Regions from separate parts of the Homo sapiens genome. Here region 2 is linked to region 1. A link is an interaction called in ENCODE POLR2A ChIA-PET data of the cell type or tissue named here. Cell type or tissue: HepG2. All regions are shown on one strand. Links, peaks and the distances in the headings refer to the core of each region. The heading gives the core; the rest is flanking DNA. Region 1 overlaps CTNNA1 (catenin alpha 1). Region 2 has its middle 75 kb from the start of HSPA9.

Region 1 (7,952 bases), core at 1,555-6,554:
CATGGAGGGCAAATTAGATGCTTGTTGAGTGAAGGAGGAAAAAGTCTTTTCTGCCTGGAGTCTAGCTTGTGGATGGAATGATAACAGATGAGGCAACAGTCAGATTATGGAGGGCCTCCAATAACAAATTTGGGCAAACTGAGAACCATCTACAGCCCATTCTTCTTCCTTGCCACCCAGATCTAATCACTGATGAAATCCTCTCCATGCAGTCCTCAGCTTATGTGTAATATATTCTTTTTTTCTCCTATTTCTTTTTTTTTTGAGATGGAGTTTTGCTCTTGTTGCCCAGGCTGGAGTGCAATGGCGTGATGTCGGCTCACTGCAACCTCTGTCTCCTGGGTTCAAGTGATTCTTCTGCCTCAGCCTCCCAAGTAGCTGGGATTACAGGCATGTGCCACCACACCTGGCTAATCTGGTATTTTAATTTTATTTATTTTATTTATTTTTATTTTTTTTTGAGATGGAGTCTTGCTCTGTCACCCAGGCTGGAGTGCAGTGGTGCGATCTTGGCTCCCTGCAACCTCCGCCTCCCGGGTTCATGCCGTTCTCCTGCCTCAGCCTCCCTAGTAGCTGGGACTGCAGGCGCCTGCCACCACACCCGGCTAACTTTTTTTGTTTGTTTGTTGTTGTTGTTGAGACGGAGTCTCGCTCTGTCACCAGGCTGGAGTGCAGTGGCACGATCTTGGCTCACTGCAACCTCTGCCTCCCGTGTTCAAGTGATTCTCCTGCCTCAGCCTCGCAAATAGCTGGACTACAGGCACATGCCACCACGCCCAGCTAATTTTTGTATTTTTAGTAGAGATGGCATTTCACCATGTTGGCCAGGATAGTCTTGATCTCTTGACCTCGTGATCTGCCCACCTCGGCCTCCCAAGGTGCTGGGATTACAGGTGTGAGCCACCACACCCGGCTGATATTTTTATTTTTAAAATACATTATTTTCTTGATTTTTCCCATACCTTCCTTTAGTTTTTTGAACATCTGTAAGACAGTTGTTTTAATGTCTTTGTCTAGTAGGTCTTCCATCTGGTCTTTCTCTGGGACAGTTTTTGTTTTTTTTTTGAGATGGAGTTTTGCTCTCGTTGCCCGGACTGGAGTGCAATGGCGTGATCTTGGCTCACTGCACTGCCTCCTGGCTTTAAGCGATTCTCCTGCCTCAGCCTCTTGAGTAGCTGGGATTACAGGCATGCGCCACCACACCTGGCTAATTTTGTATTTTAAGTAGAGACAGGGATTCTCCATGTTGGTCAGGCTGGTCTTGAACTCCTGACCTCAGGTGATCAGCCAGCCTTGGCTTCCCAAAGTACTGGGATTACAGGCATGAGCCACCGTGCCCAGCAACTGGGACAGTTTTTATTGGTTAATTTTTTTTTTCTTTTAATGGGTCATACTTTCCTGTATCTTTGTATGACCTGGGACTTTTTAATTTTTTTTTGAAAACTGGACATTTGAATCTAATGATGTGCTAACTCTGAAAATTGGACTCTTCTCATTCCCAGGGTTTGCTGGATTTTTTTGTTTATTTGTTACAGTTTGTTTTTATGCTGAGGATCAGCCTGAGATACAAACTTAAGGACTTCTCAGGTCTTTTTTGAGCCTGCACCTTTCCCTGGGCGCATGCACCATGGTAACTTTTTTCCTTATCTCCCCCGCACCCTCATGATTGCTTTTGAATATCCTAGTCTTTAAAGTCTAGCTCCTAAAGAGGAAAAAGAGAAAAATGAAGGAAGTAGGGAGGTGGGGGCCCTTGGCCCATTAAATTTCCTGGAAGTCTACTTCAGCTGGAGGGGGAGGACTTGCAGTCATGGAGGGGGTGCAATAATGGCTATCCTTCTCAGTGTCTGCCTATCCCTGATTATAAGCAGCAATCAGCAATTAGAATACGGATCCCTAATATTTGGAGGACAGGGTCCTTATTACCCATCCTGGTTCCCAAAAGCTGCTTGCAAGCTGTTTCAGGAATGCATTGTAGGTTGTCTGCCCGTGGCTGGGGGCTAGGGAATGGGGTAGCTGCTGCTCAGCTAAGGGCTGAAATTGACTGAAATTAACCCAATTTACTGTCCCAGTCTTTCCTTGGAAGTTGCAAGCTTTCTTCAACAGTCCCCAGAATTACATCTGACTAATTATGCCAGTGTAATTGTCTAGGTGGGGAGACTGATCTTGGTGCTTCCTACTCTGCTGTTTTAGAATCTGGAATCCTCTCCCAGAATTTCTTTCCTTTTTTTTTTTTTTTTTTTTTTTTTTTTTATGAGATGGAGTTTCACTCTTGTCGCCCAGGCTGGAGTGCAATGGCGCGATCTTGGCTCACCACAACCTCCGCCTCCCGGGTTCAAGCGATTCTCCTGCCTCAGCCTCCTGAGTAGCTGGGATACAGGCATGCGCCACCATGCCTGGCTAATTTTGTTATTTTTAGTAGAGACGGGGTTTCTCCATGTTGGTCAGGCTGGTCTTGAACTCCTGACCTCAGGTGATCCACCCGCCTCGGCCTACCAAAGTGCTGGGATTGCAGGAGTGAGCCACCGTGCTCAGCCGGATTTCTTTCCTTTTAAAGGCTGAATAATGTTCCATTTATTGTATGTATATGCCATATTTTGTTTATCCATTCATACTTTTTTTTTTGGAGGGGACAGAGTCTCTGTTGTCCAGGCTGGAGTGCAGTGGTGCGATCTTGGCTCACCACAACCTCTGCCTCCCAAGCTCAAAACGATTCTCCTGCCTCAGCCTCCTGAGTAGCTGGGATTACAGGTGTGCGCCACTACCACCCGGCTAATTTCTTTATTTTTAGTAGAAACGGGGTTTCACCATATTGGCCAGGCTGGTCTCTAACTCCTGACCTCAAATGATTCACCTGCCTCAGCCTCGAAAACTGCTGGGATTACAGGCGTGAGCCACCACGTCTGACCTATCCATTCATATGTTGATGGACGTTTGGATTATTTCCAAGGTATGCTACTTTTTTATAGCTCTTAAAATTTTTCCAAATTCCTCTCCAGAAATGTACTTTATCATCACCTGTGGTACATCAGGGTATTTTCCACTTTAGACATTCTTGATCTATTGTCTGAGTACTTGAAGTGGTGTGACTGTAGGCTGACTGTTGAATGAAGCTGAAAGGGGGGTTTTAATAGCAGGTCACAAACTTGGATAGAAGAGGAGATGTCTCTCGGGCTGGTTGGATATATAATAAGTTCTGGAAGGCCACATGCTGGTGATGATGTCATCCAGAAAGGGTTTGGTACTGAATTTCTGTTCAGGAACGTTCCTTGTCAGGGATGTTAGGGATCTGCCTTGTCAACTGTAGTCCTTCGTCAGCCTCTTCAGAAGTTGATGCCCACTTAGCTCTTGAAGCAGGTGTTCTAAGTAAATAATATTTTGTACTCTTATATTCTGTGGATTAGTTGTAGGTACATGCTGTTGTGAAAATAAATTCATTTGACTTCTCTGTATCTTGATTGTGGAGGTGATCACACAACTGTTATTTATTTTTTTTGAGACAGAGTCTCACCCTGTCGCCCAGTCTGGAGTGCAGTGGCATGATCTCGGCTCACTGCAACCTCCACTTCCTGAGTTCAAATGATTCTCCTGCCTCAGCTTCCTGAGTAGCTGGGATTTGCAAGCATGTGTCACCACGACCTGTTTAATTTTTGTACTTTTAGTAGAGACGGGGTTTCACCATTTTGGCCAGGCTGGTTTTGAACTCCTGACCTCAAATGATCCGTCCGCCTCCTAAAGTGCTGGGATTGCGGGCTTTAGCCACTCACCTGGCCCACACAGCTGTTTTTAGATTGGTATACGAGAGAGTGAATTTTATTGTGCATAAAAGGTGGAAAAATGAACAGGTAAAAAAATTTACTCAAAAAAATTTTGGGGGTGAGTTTGGCCTTCTATATGGAGATAATAAATAAGTAGTGAAAAACATGAACCCAATTATTCTTTCTACCTTCTCTGCCCAAATCATTTTTTTCTCAAGTGACCAAAACCACACACTTTGAGGTCTTTTTGTTGTTGTTGATACAGGGTCTCACTCAGTCATCCAGGCTGGAGTGCAGTGGTGCAATCACACCTCACTGCAGCCTTGACCTCCCGGGTTGAAAGTGATCCCCTCACCGCAGCCTCCTATGGAGCTGGGACTACAGGCGCCTGCCACAATGCCTGGCTAATTTTTGTGTTTTCTGTAGAGACAGAGTTTCACCGTGTTTCCCAGGCTGGTCTCAAACTCCTGAGCTCAAGTGATCCACCTGCCTTGGCCTCCCAAAGAGCTGAGATTACAGGCGTGACCCACTGCGCCTGGCCCACTTTGAAGTCCTAAAGAAATTTAGGTTATTATTCTATGCATGTTGGAGGATTTAAGTCTTATTAGCAGCTTCTGTTTTCTGTAAGGAAAAAGTTAAAACACATCTGGAAGAGTCTCATAGAGCAGCACTTTCTGAAACTTGCCTGGGTACCAGTATGCCTGCTTCCAGACCTTGAAGATATTACATGTACTGCTTGGTGATCTGCCCTGTCCCCCACATGTTGTGGGCCTGGATTGAATGGACTGAACAGTGTGGGGAATTAGTCCAGCGTGACTTGCCTTGTCTCATGCTGTTTGCTCACTTGTGAGAGCACTATACTGAATTATCCATTATTGAAAGTTCCAAGTGTGCAAAGAACCACACTTCAAAAATAAAATGTCAACATTGCCCTTTCTCTGTTAGAGCCTTAAATGTTCATTATTTTCTTTAGTTTTTTTTTATAACTATCAAACTTATTTTTCTCCATGTGGAAGTATGCCACAACTCCATTTCTAATGGAGCTTGAAATTAGCATGTATTTCCACTTACTTGTTGATGGGCTGTCATCGATCAACCCCTCTTTTTGATTGGGATTTAATTTGTGGTTTTTTTTTTTTACCAGCTGTAAGTTTGGAGTAATGCATGTAATGTAAATACAGTTCACAGGGCAACTTCGGATGTTCTAAATACTTGTAACATTTGCTCATTTTGAACAATATTGTATGAGTAGTGTGAAGTGATTTTTAAAATGTCTGTCATTTTTTTCATGTTCCCATTTTATTAAAAGGAGGGATGGAACTATATTGTGGAAGCTAATGTAATTTTTGTCTCTAAGAGGTTTTTTTTTCTTTTTAGACTAAAAGGGCTTAACAGAAGAAAAATTTATCTTTCTTAATTGCTAATTTAAAGGCTAATTTTTTCCCTAGATTGCTTAGTTTTGACTATTTGATTCCATCATATCAAGCTGTGAATTTCCTTCATTTTCTTGTTTTGAGGTTTCATTATTAAATATTGTCAAAAATAAGTGGCTCATCAACTCTCTTGAAAGTGTCTTATTGCTATGTTTTTTTTTGTCAGTATTTGACATTCTGAATTGAAGATGTGAGTTGGAAACCTGGTTAATTACCAAGTTACATAATCCTGTATTTATTAACTAGGTTAGACTACATACAGACTGTTCTTGAAAATGAAAGTGCTGTTATAACTCAGAAAACACATTCACTATGGCCCATTTCAAGTTAATTGAAGGATTGAGCCTTTGATAGTGCATTTGCCCTGTGCGGCTCTGTTACATGCATTCTTTCTAGGCAAAGATGCATTGTTACCATTCTCTCATGGTATGTTGAATATTTCATTAGATTCAATATTTCAATATTAATCCAAGCTTTTTTTTTGAGACAGGGTCAAGCCATCCTCCCACCTCAGCCTTCTGAATAGCTGGGACCATAGGTGTGTACTACGACACCCAGCTAATTTTTTACATTTTTAGTAGAGACAGGTCTCACCATATTGCTTAGGCTGATCTTTGAACTCCTGAACTCAAGCGATCTGCCCACCTTGGCCTCCAAAGTGCTAGGATTACAGGCATGTGCCACTGTGCCTGGCCTGAGTTTACAATCCAAATTCTAAATCATGGTTTGTGAAATATGATGGTGCAGTGAATAAGCTAGAGGCTAAAAGGGAGAAGCATGTTACTATTACTGATGAAACAGTGTTTGTGGGTTTTATATTCCTGGGGATCTCTAAATTGGCAAAAGGTTTCATGAGGGATTCATTTGTTGTCATTCTCTTGCGTCTGTGGACCTGGGTTATCATATTTTTAGAAAAGCTTTGGACTGACTTTTAAGTGTGTCTTTAGAAACCTGCCATTTAGGCTGGGTGCGGTGGCTCACGCCTTTAATCCCAGCACTTTGGGAGGCGGGCAGATCACCTGAGGTCAGGAGTTCAAGACTAGCCTGACTAACATGGAGAAACACCGTCTCTACTAAAAATACAAAAAATTGCAGGGCGCGGTGTCTCACACTTGTAATCCCAGCTACTCCTGAGTCTGAGGCAGGAGAATTGCTTGAACCCGGGAGGTGGAGGTTGCAGTGAGCTGAGATTGTGCCATTGCACTCCAGCGTGGGTGACAGAGCGAGAATCTGTCTCAAAAAAACAAAAAACAAAAAACAAAAAAATAATTAGCCGGGCATGGTGGCACATGCCTGTAATCCCAGTTACTCGGGAGGCTGAGGCAGAAGAATCCCTTGAACCTGGAAGGCGGAGGTTGCAGTGAGCTGAGATCGTGCCATTGCACTCCAGCCTGGGCAACAAGAGTGAAACTCTGTCTCAACAAAAAAAAGAAACCTTCCATTTTGCAGAGAGGTAACTAAGTGAAATGTGAGTTTGATCCCTTGGGAGGGAAAAAAAAGTGGAAATGGAAGATGGCAACTTTTTTCTTTTTTTTTAATTTGAGACGGAGTTTTGCTTTTGTTGCCCAGGCTGGAGTGCAGTGGCATGATCTCAGTTGACCGCAACCTCTGCCTCCTGGGTTGAAGCGATTCTCCTGCCTTAGCCTCCCGAGTAGCTGGGATTACAGGCATGCACCACCACGCCTGGCTGATTTTGTATTTTTATTAGAGACGGGGTTTCTCCATGTTGGTCAGGCTGGTCTCGAACTCCTGACCTCAGGTGATCCGCCCACCTCAGCCTCCCAAAGTGCTGGGATTATAGGTGTGTGCCACTGTACCTGGCCAGATGACATTTATTTCGGGTCTTTAAGACCAGTGAAAGATGTGATGTTTTCTAGTTGCTTTGAGTTAGTCTAAAGCAGTAATTTGCTGTATCTCTCTCTTTTTTTTTTTTTTTTTTTTTTGAGATCTCGCCCTGTCGCCCATGCTGGAGTGGGAGTGCAGTGATGCGATCTCTCTTCACTGCAGCCTCTGGCTCCAGGATTCTAGCGATTCTTCTGCCTCAGCCTTCCGAGTATCTGGGATTACAGGTGCCTGCCACCATGCCCAGCTTGTTTTCTTTTTGTTTTTTTGAGACGGAGTCTTGCTCTGTCCCCCAGATTGGAGTGCAATGGCATGATCTCGGCTCACTGCAACCTCCGCCTCCCAGGTTCAAGTGATTCTCCTGCCTCAGCCTCCCAAATAGCTGGGATTACAGGCACCCACCACCACGCCCAGCTAATTTTCATATTTTTAGTAGAGATGGGGTTTCACCAGGTTGGCCAGGCTGGTCTCAAACTCCTGACCTCAGGTGATCCGCCCGCCTCGGCCTCCCAGAGTGCTAGGATTACAGGCGTGAGCCACCGCGCCCGGCCCCAGCTAATTTTCTTATTTTTAGTAGAGACGAGGTTTCACCATGTTGGCCAGGCTGGTCTTGAACTCCTGACCTCAAGTGATCCACCAGCCTCTTCCTCCCAATGTGCTGGGATTATAGGTGAGAGCCACTGTGCCTGGCCATTTTGCTGTATCTCAATTGCATCAGGAAAGGCTCACTTAAATACAGTTCATTTATTAAGTCTGCCTTGCAAAGCAGTGTGCTGTGTGCTGGAGGGATGTTAATGTGTAAGCCACCATTGCTAACCCCAGGAAATTTATGAACTCAGGAGATCAGGTTTGGTAAAATAGCTGATAGGTAAGAATTGGCGCTGGGCGAGGTGGCTCATGCCTGTAATCCCAGCACTTTGGG
Region 2 (7,952 bases), core at 1,047-6,046, 110 kb before region 1:
GATCAGGGAGGAAAACGTGCACCGCCTGCCCCGTGAAGAAGCCCATGCCTGTGAAGTGGGCACCTGTGATGCCGTCCCTCGTGGGTATGAGGGATAACAGGCAGTGGGGTGGGAGGGGCAGCTCTCTCAGGCTAGAGGAATCCAACATGGGGCTGCCTGCGGCTCCGCGAAGAAATCCTCAATCTTTGACACTACGGGCACCCCGTGAAGATGTTTTTTTCCTCCATCTCTCCTTCTAGTCTTCTTCCTTTCCTTTCTCCCACAGTCTCAGTTCGAAATATGGCCTATTTCTTCCCTATGTCTATGTCAGTTTCCGTAACTGGTATCTCTCCCTGCCCCCCAATCCGCCCCCACCCTCCCCAGGTGAGAGTTGACTTGCTGTGCCCTGGAGGGCAGTTCTAGGAGGGTGGAGATGGAGGGGAGGGCAGGGCAAGCTGTTCTGCTGACACTGGATGGCTCCCCTCCGATCCTCCTGGTCAGGAAGACCGCGGCAGGTAGAGGCTTCCATGCTTCGCTCCAGGCTGGGAGCAGCTGTCCACAATTGTGCCTCCCAGATGGGGTGAGAGGTTGGCCCCATCCCTAGAACAGGCCACACAGCTGTGTGCCCTGTGTGTTTGACCCACTCATGGCAGACACAGAACTGCACTTTCAGACTAAGCCAGTTGTTGGGTGTGGCTGTGGGACAGGATGACCTCAGGAAGACCCTTACACATTCCACAGATTACCAAGTTCCCAGCTTCCCTTGCTTTCTGACTCAGTGGCCAATTCCTCAGGAGTTGCCTTCTCTTTAGAGTAAGGCCAATCTTGCAGGAAAGAAGGGAGGAGTGAGACTGGGGCCCAGGTAAGAAGGGCCTGGGGTCCCTGACTGCAGAGGCCAGCTCCTCTCTATCCCTCCTCCATTTAATTAGCTAATGTCTGTAAAGGGCTGGGCAATGGAAAAGCCCTATACAAATGTTGAGCACAATTTCATTTCCAAGACTAGACAAGAATATATTTGCAGACTTGAGCAAAAGGTCACTGGGCCTGCCTGGGACAGAGGGAGGACTCCCTGCAGGCCCCAGAGGGAGGATGACCCTGAAAGACTGGGGCAGGAGAAGGAGAGGCCACAGTGGGGGCCGGCATGCCTGCCTCCTTGGTCTTTAAGCTGGGTCTCTTGGTACCATGCCTGCCTTGCACTGTCCCCGTTCCTTGTGAATCCCAGGGTCCTAGAAGCTTACCCCTCTCTGCAGGGACCACCCTCAGAGACTTTCCACCAGAAGATTATGCTAATATCCACAACAGCTGATGTTTATTGAGTATTCACTGCATGCCAGGCTGTGCTAGAGGCCAGAGTGCTCCGGCTTGGGGAGACGTGGCTGCCTCTCTGCAGCAGGTGAAGGAGCTTTTCCAGTGAGGGAGCCCCTGCATGCTGCAGACTCTGCCTGAAATCTCTCCGAAACCTTTGGGAGATTGGTATCACTTATCTTCTCTGACCAATGAGAACAGTTCCTGGTTTTGTGATCTCCCAAGTCCCTGGTGTGGATGTTCTGTGAGCTTCTGAATTCTCCTCTCCTTTCCCCACTGACAACTCACCTGGCCCTACACTCATTATGAAAGAATATTGAGGCCAATTAGCCTTGACAAGCTTCATGCCCAAGGGGCAGCTTTCAAGTTTCTGGTCCTCTAAGACCTGCTCAGGCCACCTATGTGTCTCTGCCCACTCAGAATTCTAGGAGCAGCTCCCCTCTCCATCTCTGGGCAGGACCTGGCTTTGAGTAAGGGCTAGAGTGAAGGAGACTGGGAGAGGGGAATAGCCAGCTTTAGCCTCACAGCCCCGTAGTCAAGGGGAGTCCTCTGGGAGGGCGAGAAGAATAGCAAAGCAGGGAATGGAAGGTTCAGGAAGAGGCAGGCGGGACAGGGAAGGGAAATGGAGAATGTGTTTCCAACATCCCCTGGGTTTCCTCTGTCCCTGTCTCCTTCCCCCACTGAAAGAGGAATGGAGCTGGCTGGCCTTTCTGGGAGGCATAGTCCTCTAGCCTCCCAACCCTACCAGCCTCCTCTCTGTCCCCAACTGCTCCTTCTCTGGCTTCTCTCCAGAGCCCAGGGCCTCCCTGTGTCATCAGTTCATTATCATTCTGATAAAAGTCATTAGTCCTTGAAAAAGCATGATTCCCCAGCTGAGGCCAGCCCCCGCTAACCTGGGGAGGAATACAGATGGATGGAGATGTGGGGGTGGGGACAGACAGAGGCACAAACACAATGACACTTGTTTCCAGGAGGTGTGTAAATGGACACAAACCCACTGGTGCACACGGCCACACACCTTTACACACAGGCCCAGGGATGTCTCACATGGTCACCAGAGAGCCCACAGGGCTACATCACTGGAGGCACACTCAGCTGCTTCCAGTCCCAGAGAATCACTCGACACTGAGACCCAGCACCCAGCAGCCTCAGCCTCCTGGAAACACAGAAGCTGGGCTCCGCAGACTCTGGGGGCGGGGGCAGGGAGTGGAATATGGAGGCCAAGGTTAGAGATCTCCGAGTTCCATTAGCCACAAGAAGCGTGTCCGGAATCTAAAAGTGCAGGGACAAGGGCGCTGCAGAGCCGGTTCCTGACAGTGTGTCCCCATTTCCCACCCCTTCCACCACTGGGAAGCTCCTCCCTGTCAGCAAAGCCATTTAGGGATTAGAGCAGCTCCCTCAGTAAAAGCTGCTTATTCAAAAGGTGCTTTCAGTTCATTTGCATTCACTTCATGGATATTATAATGCGTGGAGGAGCTTCCTCCTCAGTCCCTCTTTGCTGTCCCCAGATTGAGTCCCTGGCCCATGCAAGGTATCAGTTTGGGCTGGGCCAAGCTTTCCAGTGACCTGGGGATCTTGTCAGGGAGTGGGAGGTGATAAACACTGACCATTAACCCCTGGTCCTCAGAAGGCAGCTCCGGGGACAGCTAGGAGGGGTCACAACTGGAGTTTTCCCAAGGGAGAGGAAGGAGGCCAAGGTCTGGAGAGGCCTCTCAATTCCCCCGGGGTCATAAGCCTGGTCTCCTAGGGAAGGAGGAATCTGCCCAGCTGCTGTCTGCAGATGGGGCTGCCACAGGGGAGCAGGCAGAGTCAGCCTCAGCTTTGAAGACCTTCTCTTTGGCAGCCACCCCACCCCGGCTCCATGCATTCAGTTCATTCAAAGAGTATTTAACTAACACCATGATGTGTGAAGCTTGATGCTAAGTAACTGGAATACAGTGTTGACCAGGCAATGTGGCCCCTGCCTTCACAGAGCTTCCACTCCAGGAGTGAAAACCCACAAAAAATGAAGACACAAGACAATATGGAATAATATGAATTATACCTAGTACCATAACAAACAGGGCGCTAAGATAGAAAGTAATAGGTCAGGGCCGGGGGACCGTCTTCAGATGGGGTGATCAGTAAATGGTGGACACATAACACACCTGCAGTTGAGGCTTCAGGGAGCCAGCTTCGCACGACTGCACTCCAGCCGGGGCAACTCTGTCTCCTAAAAAAGAAAAAAAAAAAAAGGAAGAAAGAAAAATTTCTTTCTTTCTGTGTGTGTGTGTGTGTGTGTGTGGTTTTTTTTTTTTTTTTTGAGACAGAGTTTTGATCTGTCACTCAGGCTGGAATGCAGTGGCACAATCTCGGCTCACTGCAACCTCCTCCTCTGGGTTTTAGGAGATTCTCCTGCCTCAGCCTCCCAAGTAGCTGGGATTACAGGCATATGGCACCATGCCTCGATAATTTTTGTATTTTTAGTAGAGACAGGGTTTCACCAGGTGATCCGCCTGCCTCGGTCTCCCAAAGTGCTGGGATTACAGGCATGAGCCACAATGCCTGGCCAAGAATTTCTTTCTTGATTTGTCCTTTTATCACCTCAAAGGTGCATCATGGGATTTCCCATCCCAGCTCAGGGGAAAGGCATGGCTGTGCCTCTTCATCCCCAGATCAGCCTATGGCGAGGCTGCCGTCTTTTGGACACTCCAGTGAACGTGCCCACCTGCCTGCTCTGGCACATCTGACAAGGCTGGAAAGAAGTTGCCATTTTCGGGGAGGGGTCAGTTTCAATGCCTTCCCACCAATTGGTCCGGAGCATGTCCACAGTTCTGTACACTGGGGAGCATCCAGTTCAGGCTTGGCTGAGTCAGGCAGATCCAGAGCTGCCCACCCCTCTCCCCAGGCCAGGGCTCCAGAGACCCTAGAGCCATTTCCAGCTTCCCTGCTGCTCCTCTCACCATCAATCAGGGGCTGGGATGTCAGAATCAGGACTGGGGGAAGCCACTCACATCCTGAACCACCCCCCAGGGACATAGGAATATGAGGCGAGGATCCTGAGCTCGAACATTTACAGGTAGCATTCAGGATTGAAAACTGATTTATAGTCTGAAGGCAGGCAGGAGGGAGCGGGAGGAAGGTGGGAGCTCTGTGTACAGTGCAGCCTTGTGGGGCGGCGGTAATTATATATTACGTTGAACTGTCCTTGCAGCACGGTGAAGGGCAGTGGGAATGAGACTCTAAATCACGCTTCCGTGATGCTCCCCATAGCTCACCTCCCTGTATGTGGCCCCAGAGGCCAGGGCTGACACTTCTCCCTTCTCCCCAGCCCCAGCACCACCGCCTGCCCCCACCCCCACACACACAGAGCCCAGTGGCAGGGCCAGCCTGACTGACTGGGGGAGAGCAGGAAGATGGGATGTGAGCAACTCTGGCAGCTTCCAGGGGCTGCTCATCCTGCAGGCCTCATTGTTTATTGCCCCCGCAGCCGCCAGCACTTCCCACTCTCTACCCCGCTTCTTCCACTGGGGCCTGTATGTGCGCTGTGTTGTTTGAAAAAGACATCCCTGTCCTTCCTTCATTCATTCTCCCCTGTAGCATCTCTCTTCTTTACACCACAGCCACACAGCCACCACCTTGGTTCGAGTGGGGCCTCATCACTTCTCACCTGGATTTCTGCCACCATCTCCTAACCAGTCTCCCTCTAGCGTGCCCCTACTCTTAGTCCATCATCCTTTACCTCGTTGCCATGGTAATCTCCCTAAACACACCTCTGACCATAATCTTGATCTCATTTGTCTGGGAAGTGGGGATTGTCCCTGCTGATACAATAGCTTTGTGCTCGTGAGCTATTATTATTATTATTATTATTATTATATATTTTTGAGACAGAGTCTCGCTCTGTAGCCCAGGCTGGAGTGCAGTGGCACGATCTCAGCTCACTGCAACCTCTGCCTTCTGGGTTCAAGCAATTCTTCTGCCTCAGCCTCCTGAGGCGCTGGGACTACAGACGTGCGCCACAACACCCGGCTAATTGTTGTATTTTTAGTAGAGACGGGGTTTAGCTATGTTGGTCAGGCTGGTCTCAAACACCTGTCCTCAAGTGATCCACCTGTCTCAGCCTCCCAAAGTGCTGGGATTACAGGCGTGAGCCATCATGCTTGACTGTAAGCTATTATTACTGTAATTAGACATCTCTGAGCCTCAGTTTACTTGCCTGTAAGTAAGGAGTGGGGAGAGGTGGTCAGATGTTGGTTCCTGAAAGGAACCAACACGTTCCAGCTTCTTTAAGAAGTCTACCCGGGCTCTTGGCGGGCTGGTGCCTGCTGGCTCACCTCCCGCCCTGTGCTTTCAGTCCAGGAGGAACCCTGGTACTCATCTGTCCTGAGGGGCCATTTCCATGACTAGACCCTGATCCTTACGGTCAGTCACCTGGACTTCCCACCAATCTCCTGCCCCTCCATCTAGGCTTTGAGTTCCTGGTTCAGAGGGACATATTAGTGCTTAGTGGTGATGAGAAACGGGTCAGACAGGTCAGGGCTTGAAGTCTAGCCCATGACGGTGCACAAGGTTTTGGAGTGGCGTACTGATTGAGAGCGAGGACTCAGCCGCCAGACTGCTTGCTTGAGTTCGGATCTTGGCTGGGCTACTCTTTAGTTTGGCTAACCTCTCTGTGCAGTTTCCCTGTTTCTAAAATGAGGATAATAATTGTACCCACCTCATAGAATTGTTGTACAGATTAAATGAGTGAACATATGTGATTGTTCTTGCTGATACAATAGCTTTGTGCTTTTGAGCTATTATTATTGTAATTAGACTTCTCTGAGCCTCAGTTTACTTGTCTGTAACACATCTCCATAATACCTTTCCTTCCTGCTTCAGGGTTATTGTGAAGATCAAATGACACATTCCCTTTGGAAACTCTTAAAGGCTTTACAAAGGTAAGATTATTATTATTTATTATCAGATACTTGTTCCTTGGGGTTCTCCGCCACATTCCCTTTAGAAACAAAGCAGTTTCCTTCACCCTTCTCTTGCCCCAGTCTCAAGGCAGAAAACCGTGGTGTCTTGGAAACAGGAGCAGCCATGGGGTCTCCCTCCACCTAGGAAAAGGGGCGCATAAAGCTGTGCACACAGACACATCTCTGACAGAGATTATTTCAAAGGAGGCTGCTAATTAAACCAAGAACAGAGAGCTTGTCAACATTTTACACAATTATCCCCTTCACTGCAGAGGTGAACCCAGGTTTTGTGGAGCCCAAAGCTTATACAATTTGGGGGGCCCTCTTTAAGAAAAAAAATACAAGATGATGAATATGAAATTAAGTGCAGGGTTTCGAAGGGGCCTGTGCAAATGAGGAGCACTGCCACCCAAGCTTCATTAGCTTCACAGAAAATCCACCTCTGCCACCAGGCCAGGTATGCATTTGACAAGGACTTGTTGGTTAGTTGCTTATGGCCAAAACAAACCGTTTTTTACCAACCACAGGCAGGCCAGGATCTCTAGAGGGCAGGAGCGCACAGCCTGCACCCAGACTCCAGAAGTCACCCTGTTACCAGGCTGTGGCTCCTCCACTGCCTTCACCTCAGTCTAATTGTTCCTTTTTCAAGACCCACCACCTATTTATTTTTGCTTTCAACACATTTGCATGTGATTTACATAGCATTAATATTCAGTCTCATGTTGGGAACTCTTCCTCTGCCCCGGCTTAAGCTAGATTCCTGGGACTTGGTTACCAAGTGAGATGCAACTTTCTCTCTTCTCAAAATGTAGAGGGAAAGAAATATACATCTAATTTGGGGGAGGGTGGGAGAAGGGACAGTGATGACATTTGTCTTGAAGTCAGTTTCTAGTCTCTGGCCCTCCTAGTCTATGTCTTCCTCCATATATCCCCACTGTCCCTACCCACAACCCACAACCCAATTCCACCCCAGTTTTCCTCTGATTATGAAATTGGAAGCTCACCTTCTCAAGGACACACATTCCTACCCAAATTCTGGGCTTACTGGGGCTCAAGGGTGCAGCCTCTGAAGTGAAGAGGCACATGGCATCGAGGTGCCAGCAGACAAGAGCACACAGGGATTCTTCCTCAGGTCCCCCTCTGGGAGAATCAGCCCCTTCCAGTCCCCCTGCACTGTTTGGAGGCCCAGTTTATGTGATCCCCCGACTGACGGAAACAGATGGCAGGTGGGAGTATGTGTGAGTGTGAGTGAGTGTGTGTGTGTGCATGCACGTGAGCTGTACATACATAAAAGAAATGTGCACACATGTGTGAGACAGAGAATGCCCACGTGCACATGAGTACACCCCCCCCCCCACCGCCACAAGACAGGCAGAGGAGGAGGAGGTGAGGATGTGGGAAGGAAATTCTCGGTTTAAAAAAACCACATTGTGGTTCTAAATGTCATCAAAGGTGAAACTTGCTTCCTTAGCCCTGCCCTATAAAGGGAGGCAAAAAGAAGTCAGCAAGGCAAGAAAAGGTCTCAGGGCAGGGATGGGGCAGTTCTAGTGTCAACAGTGACATCACTCTCCCAGACCCCTCCGCTGAGTGGTGAGTCACCAGAGCCCACTCAATACCACAGTCTTTATGCAGTCATGAGCCGGCTCATGCTTCCATCTCCATGTGGCCTAGGCCTCACCCCCATGGTCCCCTGGGCCTGAGCTACCCCAGCCCTGGGGCTTTGCT

Evidence for each region. ChIA-PET counts read pairs that join two places held together with the same protein. Peaks named below come from ENCODE experiments on the same cell type or tissue, not always from the same donor. Only the 100,000 strongest peaks of a DNase experiment are listed, where the experiment ranks them.
Region 2: POLR2A ChIA-PET joins it to region 1 with 8 read pairs; 9 of 35 experiments call an interaction of 5 or more read pairs at or near these places.

Annotation. Positions count from the first base shown.
Region 1 is chr5:138,757,760-138,765,711 of GRCh38, forward strand. The region is part of intron 1 of CTNNA1 (catenin alpha 1); the gene reads left to right. Among named protein-coding and RNA genes, the nearest start is that of CTNNA1-AS1, 7.8 kb to the left of the region's middle. In HepG2, for the core only: no CTCF peak of the experiment used is centred there; DNase peaks (open chromatin) are centred at 3,622 and 4,102; H3K4me3 peaks cover 720 bases.
Region 2 is chr5:138,646,917-138,654,868 of GRCh38, forward strand. No RefSeq gene overlaps it. Among named protein-coding and RNA genes, the nearest start is that of HSPA9, 75 kb to the left of the region's middle. RefSeq lists an enhancer at 3,576-4,374. In HepG2, for the core only: no CTCF peak of the experiment used is centred there; no DNase peak of the experiment used is centred there; H3K27me3 peaks cover 2,101 bases.